Linked DNA regions of Homo sapiens: region 1 is linked to region 2. Evidence: read pairs that join two places in POLR2A ChIA-PET (ENCODE). Cell type or tissue: OCI-LY7. All regions are shown on one strand. Links, peaks and the distances in the headings refer to the core of each region. The heading gives the core; the rest is flanking DNA.

Region 1 (2,913 bases), core at 223-2,722, 120 kb before region 2:
AGTACAGGGATGTGCTGAACATCCTACAATGCTCATGACAACCGCTTCACAACAACTATTATCCAGCCAAAAATGTCAATAGTACCAAGGTGGGAAAACCCTGGGATGAGGTGATGCACGTGAAAGAAACCTATGAACGACAGTGCACTATTTACTACAATTATTACAGGAGAAAAACACATTTTTGTGACATTTGAGCAAGCTACTCCTGTGGCACGGAAGTTTTTTCCTTTTTTTGTTTGTTTGTTTGTTTTGAGACAGGGTTTCGCTCCCGTCACCCAGGCTGGAGTGCAGTGGCATGCTCTCGACTCACTACAACCTCCAACTCCCAGGCTCAAGCAATCCTCCTGCCTCAGCCTCCCAAGTAAGTGAGACTACAGGCACACGCCACCATGCCTGGCTAATTTTTCTAATTTTAGTAGCGACGGGGTTTCACCATATTGGCCAGGCTGGTCTTGAACTCCTGACCTCAAGTGATCCGCCTGCCTCAGCCTCCCTAAGGGCTGGGATTACAGGTGTGAGCCACCACGCCTGGCTATTCCTGTTTTGTTTGTTTTAACACATGAATACATGATGAGAATCTAGGAATTTAAAGGTTCTATGCTATAAGTTGTAAAGAAAGAGTACCAAGGGCAATGTGCCCCACATAGTAGGCAGTTTATAAATGCCTACTGCCCAATGCAATGCACTGGAGTTCATAAGGTTTTTTTCACATGAAAAAGAGTTTTTTAGTCCAAAGAGGTATGCAGATCTGCCAAGCAACAAGGCTTAGGAGGGACGGAAGATGCCATTAAGATAAGCTGCCAAGTAGATGAATGAAAAATAAATATCCTAATACAGGTAGTCAGGCATCAGCAACCTTTTCTAGTTCCTGACCTGGCCTAAAGAGGATTCAGAGGGAAGAAAGATTGTGAAGGCAGGTGCCAACTAATTAACAAAACATGGAGTTCCACTTCAAATGACCCTGTATCCTAACCCTCAGTGTAGTTCCTGATAACCTGTCTAGGTTACTGAGGGTCAGCATCAAGGGGTCTGTGAAGGGCTGGAAAAGCAGCTAAGAATACAAGATGATGGAGGTAAAGTCTATGGTAGAGAAACAGGATCATCTAATTTGTACCACAGGCAAGAGTGGTAGGGAAGGTCAATGCTGGGCAGAAAGAAAAATGCAAATCAAGGTTAGCCACCTTGGAATACAGATTGGATGAATGGAAGGAAGAAAGGATCGATGCTATAGTTTGCCCAGCCCAGAACTGACTCTACTTAAATATTAACCCCAAAATGCTCAATTAACTCCCCAGGCATCTTCATTTTCCTACTTATTATTATTCACACAGTTTTTCTTCTCTTCTTGGGCTGAGACACGTCAGCTCACTTCTGCCACATTTCAGGAAGCACCTGCACGTTCTGTTCTAACTTGAGACAGAGCCTCTGCTCTCACCTGGCTGCACCACCCACACATCAGGGATCACACACATGAGGCAGCAGCCCAGTCCAGTGGTGCTGGAGCAGCAAGGCCTGGCTCCAAAATGCAGCCCCTTATCAGATATGCAACCTAAGGCAGTTATTTATAACGTTTCAGGGTTTTATCCTCATTGCCTATTTAAAAAGCAAGACATATCTTATAAGGATATTGTAAGGATTAAACTAAATAATATCTATTAAAGTACTTAACACTGCGCCTGGCATTTTGATCAAGTTTGATAGATGCTGGCATAACAATGTTCATCTATCTGTATAAAATATTGGTCAAGGTCACTCACAACCTTCTTTCATGATATATACATTATATCTCAGTAAAGTTTTTTTTTTTTTTTAAGGATAACTTTATCCCAAAGATAGCATACAGAATGGTCTAGAGAGATTGCCTAACTGTAAAGGCCAAACTGACCCCAGTGGTGGTTTTATCAAAGGCCTGCTCTGATCTTCCTTTTAAACGTCATCTTCCACAATACACTGTGCGCCTCACTCTCCAAGCCCAAGTGTTCTAACCAGTTCTCTGCATCAGCCTGGCTGCCATTGGCCCATAATGCCTCCTTTCCCACATTTTCTTAGCCACTCAGTTCCTTTGTGGTTAGTCTCAGCTAAGACAATAGCAAATGAATAAATTACTTTTCTTAAAATTCATATTATTAACATGGAAATGATTAATAGGTAACTTCTCCCAAAGAATATATACTTTTTAAAAAAGAATGTTTTTAAAAGTGTTAGACTATATATAATTTTACAGTTTTATATAACACACATACAATATATAATTTTTAAAAGTTGACAAAGAAATAATTTCAAACTTATAGAAAGTTGAAAAGAAAACCCACCACGTATCCTTTACTCGGTTTTACCAATTACTAACATTTTACCCCATTTGTTTTATCATTTGTTCCCTCTGTTCTCTCCTTCCCCACTTTAAAATAAACACATAAACACACATAATTATTATACGAATAAATGAATGAAACTTTTTCCTAATTTAAGGGTAAGGCCTTTTCCCCTTAAATACCTCTAACTGCTTCAGTGTGTCTTTCTAAAAACAAGGATATTCTCTGTATAACCACAGGACAGTTATCAAATGCCTTTATCCTATCTACTGTCTGTATTCCAATTAATTCCATGTCAGTGTAAAATCAGATCTAGTTTAGGGTAGGTATCGCATTTGGTTGTCATGGTTTTGTTTTGTTTTGTTTTGTTTTTGTTTTTGTTTTGCCAGAGACAGGGATCTTGCTGTGTCCCCAGCCTGGGGTGCATGCTGCATGATTAGCTCACTATAACCTCCAACTCTCGGACTCAAGGTATCCTTCCACCTCGGCCTCCTAAGTAGCTGGGACTAAAGCATGTGCCACCCTGGCTAATTTTTAAGTTTTTTTGTGCACACAAGGTCTTGCTATGTTGCCTGAGCTGGTCTCAAACTCCTGGGCT
Region 2 (2,913 bases), core at 233-2,732:
TTAAGAGCTTCTTCAGAAAGTAGCCTTTTTTTAGCCTAGTCTGTCTTTTACAGTCTCATCTCTGGCCACACTCCACATACAACCTGCATTCCAGCCATACTAAACCTATCTCCTTTCATGCCTCCAAACATTTGTACTCACAGAGCCTTCTACCAGGGACGCCCTGCTGAAGCCTTTGTCTGCATGATGAACTCTTCTCTTCAACATTCTAGAAGGTCTTCCTCCACCTGCGACTTCTGCCCTTTATTCCCAAGTGGAGCAGCTGCTCCCACTCCCAGGTGCTTCCTCTGCAGTAGCACTCACCACCTGTACTGCTGCATCTAATGAGTTGGTTTTTTTTTTCTGTTTTTTTTTCTTTTTTCTTTTTTTTTTTTTTTTTTTGAGCTGGAGTCTTGCTCTGTCGCCCAGGCTGGAGTGCAGTGGCACAATCTTGGCTCACTGCAACCTCTGCCTTCTGGGTTCAAGCGATTCTCCTGTCTCAGCCTCCCAAGTAGCTGGGATTACGGGCGCATGCCACCATGCCCGCTAATTGTTGCATTTTTAGTAGAGACAGGGTTTCGCCATGTTGGCCAGGCTGGTCTCGAACTCCTGACCTCAGGTGATCCACCCACCTCGGCCTCCCAGTGTGCTGGGATTACAGGCATGAGCCACTGCACCTGGCCCTAATGAGTGCTTTCTATGTGCCACCCATTGTCCTAAACCCTTTATACACAGCTTCTCAGTTGATCCCCAAAACTCTATGACACAGACACCATATTATCCCCATTTTACAGATAAAGAAACTGCGACATAAAGGTCAAATAGCTTGTCCAAGGCAAAGAGTAGAGCTGGGATTTAAAAACAGGCTACTGGACCTCAGAAACTACACTCTTAGCCCCAACACTGGGCTGCCTCAACTACTTGCATAAGAAATCTAAGTGTAATTATAGGGAAAGGATGATCAAACTACATCTCACAGGCTATATCAGCCCACCGCCAGCTTTTATAAATAAAGTTTTATAGAACACAGATACATCCACTTATTTACAAAGGAGCACTCGGTAGTTGCCATGAAGACTGTATAGCCCACAAAGTCTAACCTACTTACTATCTGGCCCTTTACAGAAAAGTCTGCTCCCCTCTGTTATGGACTGTCAGCTCCTTAAGGTAGGGCCTGTGCTTCTTCCTCCTGTCTCCTGCTTCTCACATGGCATTTGACATATACATAAAAAGCGCTCAAAAATATTTGGGGTATAAAAATTCCACCAGGCATAATTTCAAGCAAAGAGGAGTATGTTTGGGGGATGGTGCTGCCACCTCACTCAGGGCTTAGAAAGTTTCCCAACTCTGGGCCGGGCACAGTGGCTCACGCCTGTAATCCCAGCACTTCGGGAGGCCAAGGCGGGCGGATCACCTGAGGTCAGGAGATCAAGACCAGCCTGGCCAACATGATGAAACCCCGTCTCTACTAAAAATACAAAAATTAGCTGGGTGTGGTGGCGGACGCCTGTAATTCCAGCTACTCAGGAAGCTGTGGCAGAAGAATCGCTTGAACCCAGGAGGTGGAAGTTGCAGTGAGTGGAGATCACGCCACTGCACTCCAGCCTGGGTGACACAGCGAGACTCTGTCTCAAAAAGAAAAAAGAAAGTTTCCCGACTCTGCCCAGACTCTACTTAACAACCAAAAAGCCCAGATCAGCTGCAGCGGTGGTTTTCATTGCATTGTTAGCAGCCCACACAGCTCTGACGGAGTGAGCACTGCAGAGACGGCTGAGTGAGGATCATTTGCATCAGTCACCTAATCTACTCGATTGCCCTGAACACAAGGCCAGAACAGAGCCCCCAGTTCTACCCACACATAAGGAGAACCTGAACCCCACCACTTTCCAAAAAACGTCCAATCCCACCCAACCACTCATGGCAGCCTGCACAGGCCACAAGGCTGGCCGTGCAGATAAATACTTAAAACATCCTGGAAAAGAGTGACTAAAAACTGATATTGGTTGCCTTTCAACTCTTTGTATTTTCATCAATATATTTATAGAAAGGGACTAAACCACACAAAAACATAAATAGTCCCCTAAAAACTACAACACAAAAAGAAAAGATTATTCATGGTGCAAATGCCTTCTCTGACCTTCAAGGAACAGACTTGCAACAAAAGACCATATATAATGTTTCCTAATTTTATCATTATTATTGATATCATTGCATGAGGCACAAATAAAGCATTTTCTGGGCTGTGACCATATTCAGTCCAGTCTAGGTTATCAAAATTCAAATTCTGGATGGTTTTCTTTTTAATTCTGTCTTGGCCTGGCCCCAAATCGCATCAGTGGGAGCCAGGCAGAACTGCAAAAAGCCTCCCACGTTTCCGGCACAATCATTTCAACCCTTCTTTCAGGACACAAAGGCCCATCCATGTGGCTTCTTTCTTCCCAGAGTCCTCAGACAACTGTCCACAAGCAGCCTCTGAGGAAGCACACCAAACGCAGACAGCCACTGGGCAAATCAAATGGCTTAAGTCAACTGGGTCCTCATGTAATGAGAGGCAGGGCTAAGACACCTGCAGATTTGCCAAGGCTGGGGCTTAAGTGACCACCAATGCAACCCCTAGGTTCCAGAAAGCTAGTCACTAGTCTATCTAAAATACAAGACTCTCACTCACAAACTTCTGCTGAGGACCTACTGTGCACCAAGCACAGGACTGGTGCCTGTGGTGGCCTCACAACACTGCGAGGTTCATATCATTTTACAGATGGAGAGACCAAGGCCCAAAGAGTTAAATAACTTGCCCAAGGTCATTTGGCCAAAAGGAGACAAAGCTGGAAAGGTAAGAAGGACTACACAGCTTCTCCCTAGACTGCCCCTCTCAGAAGCAATGCCATGCACATGAGGAAGTGGCAGTCCTGTTTTCCAAAAGCTCTCCAGGTA

What was found. Peaks named below come from ENCODE experiments on the same cell type or tissue, not always from the same donor. Only the 100,000 strongest peaks of a DNase experiment are listed, where the experiment ranks them.
Region 1: POLR2A ChIA-PET joins it to region 2 with 8 read pairs; 1 of 35 experiments calls an interaction of 5 or more read pairs at or near these places.

What each region holds. Positions count from the first base shown.
Region 1 is chr3:31,852,342-31,855,254 of GRCh38, forward strand. The region is part of intron 3 of OSBPL10 (oxysterol binding protein like 10); the gene reads right to left. Among named protein-coding and RNA genes, the nearest start is that of OSBPL10, 130 kb to the right of the region's middle. In OCI-LY7, for the core only: no CTCF peak of the experiment used is centred there; DNase peaks (open chromatin) are centred at 1,420 and 1,960; H3K4me3 peaks cover 1,420 bases; H3K27ac peaks cover 2,455 bases.
Region 2 is chr3:31,970,778-31,973,690 of GRCh38, forward strand. The region is part of intron 1 of OSBPL10 (oxysterol binding protein like 10); the gene reads right to left. Among named protein-coding and RNA genes, the nearest start is that of OSBPL10, 9.0 kb to the right of the region's middle. In OCI-LY7, for the core only: no CTCF peak of the experiment used is centred there; DNase peaks (open chromatin) are centred at 254, 1,063, 1,714 and 2,524; H3K4me3 peaks cover 2,500 bases; H3K27ac peaks cover 2,500 bases.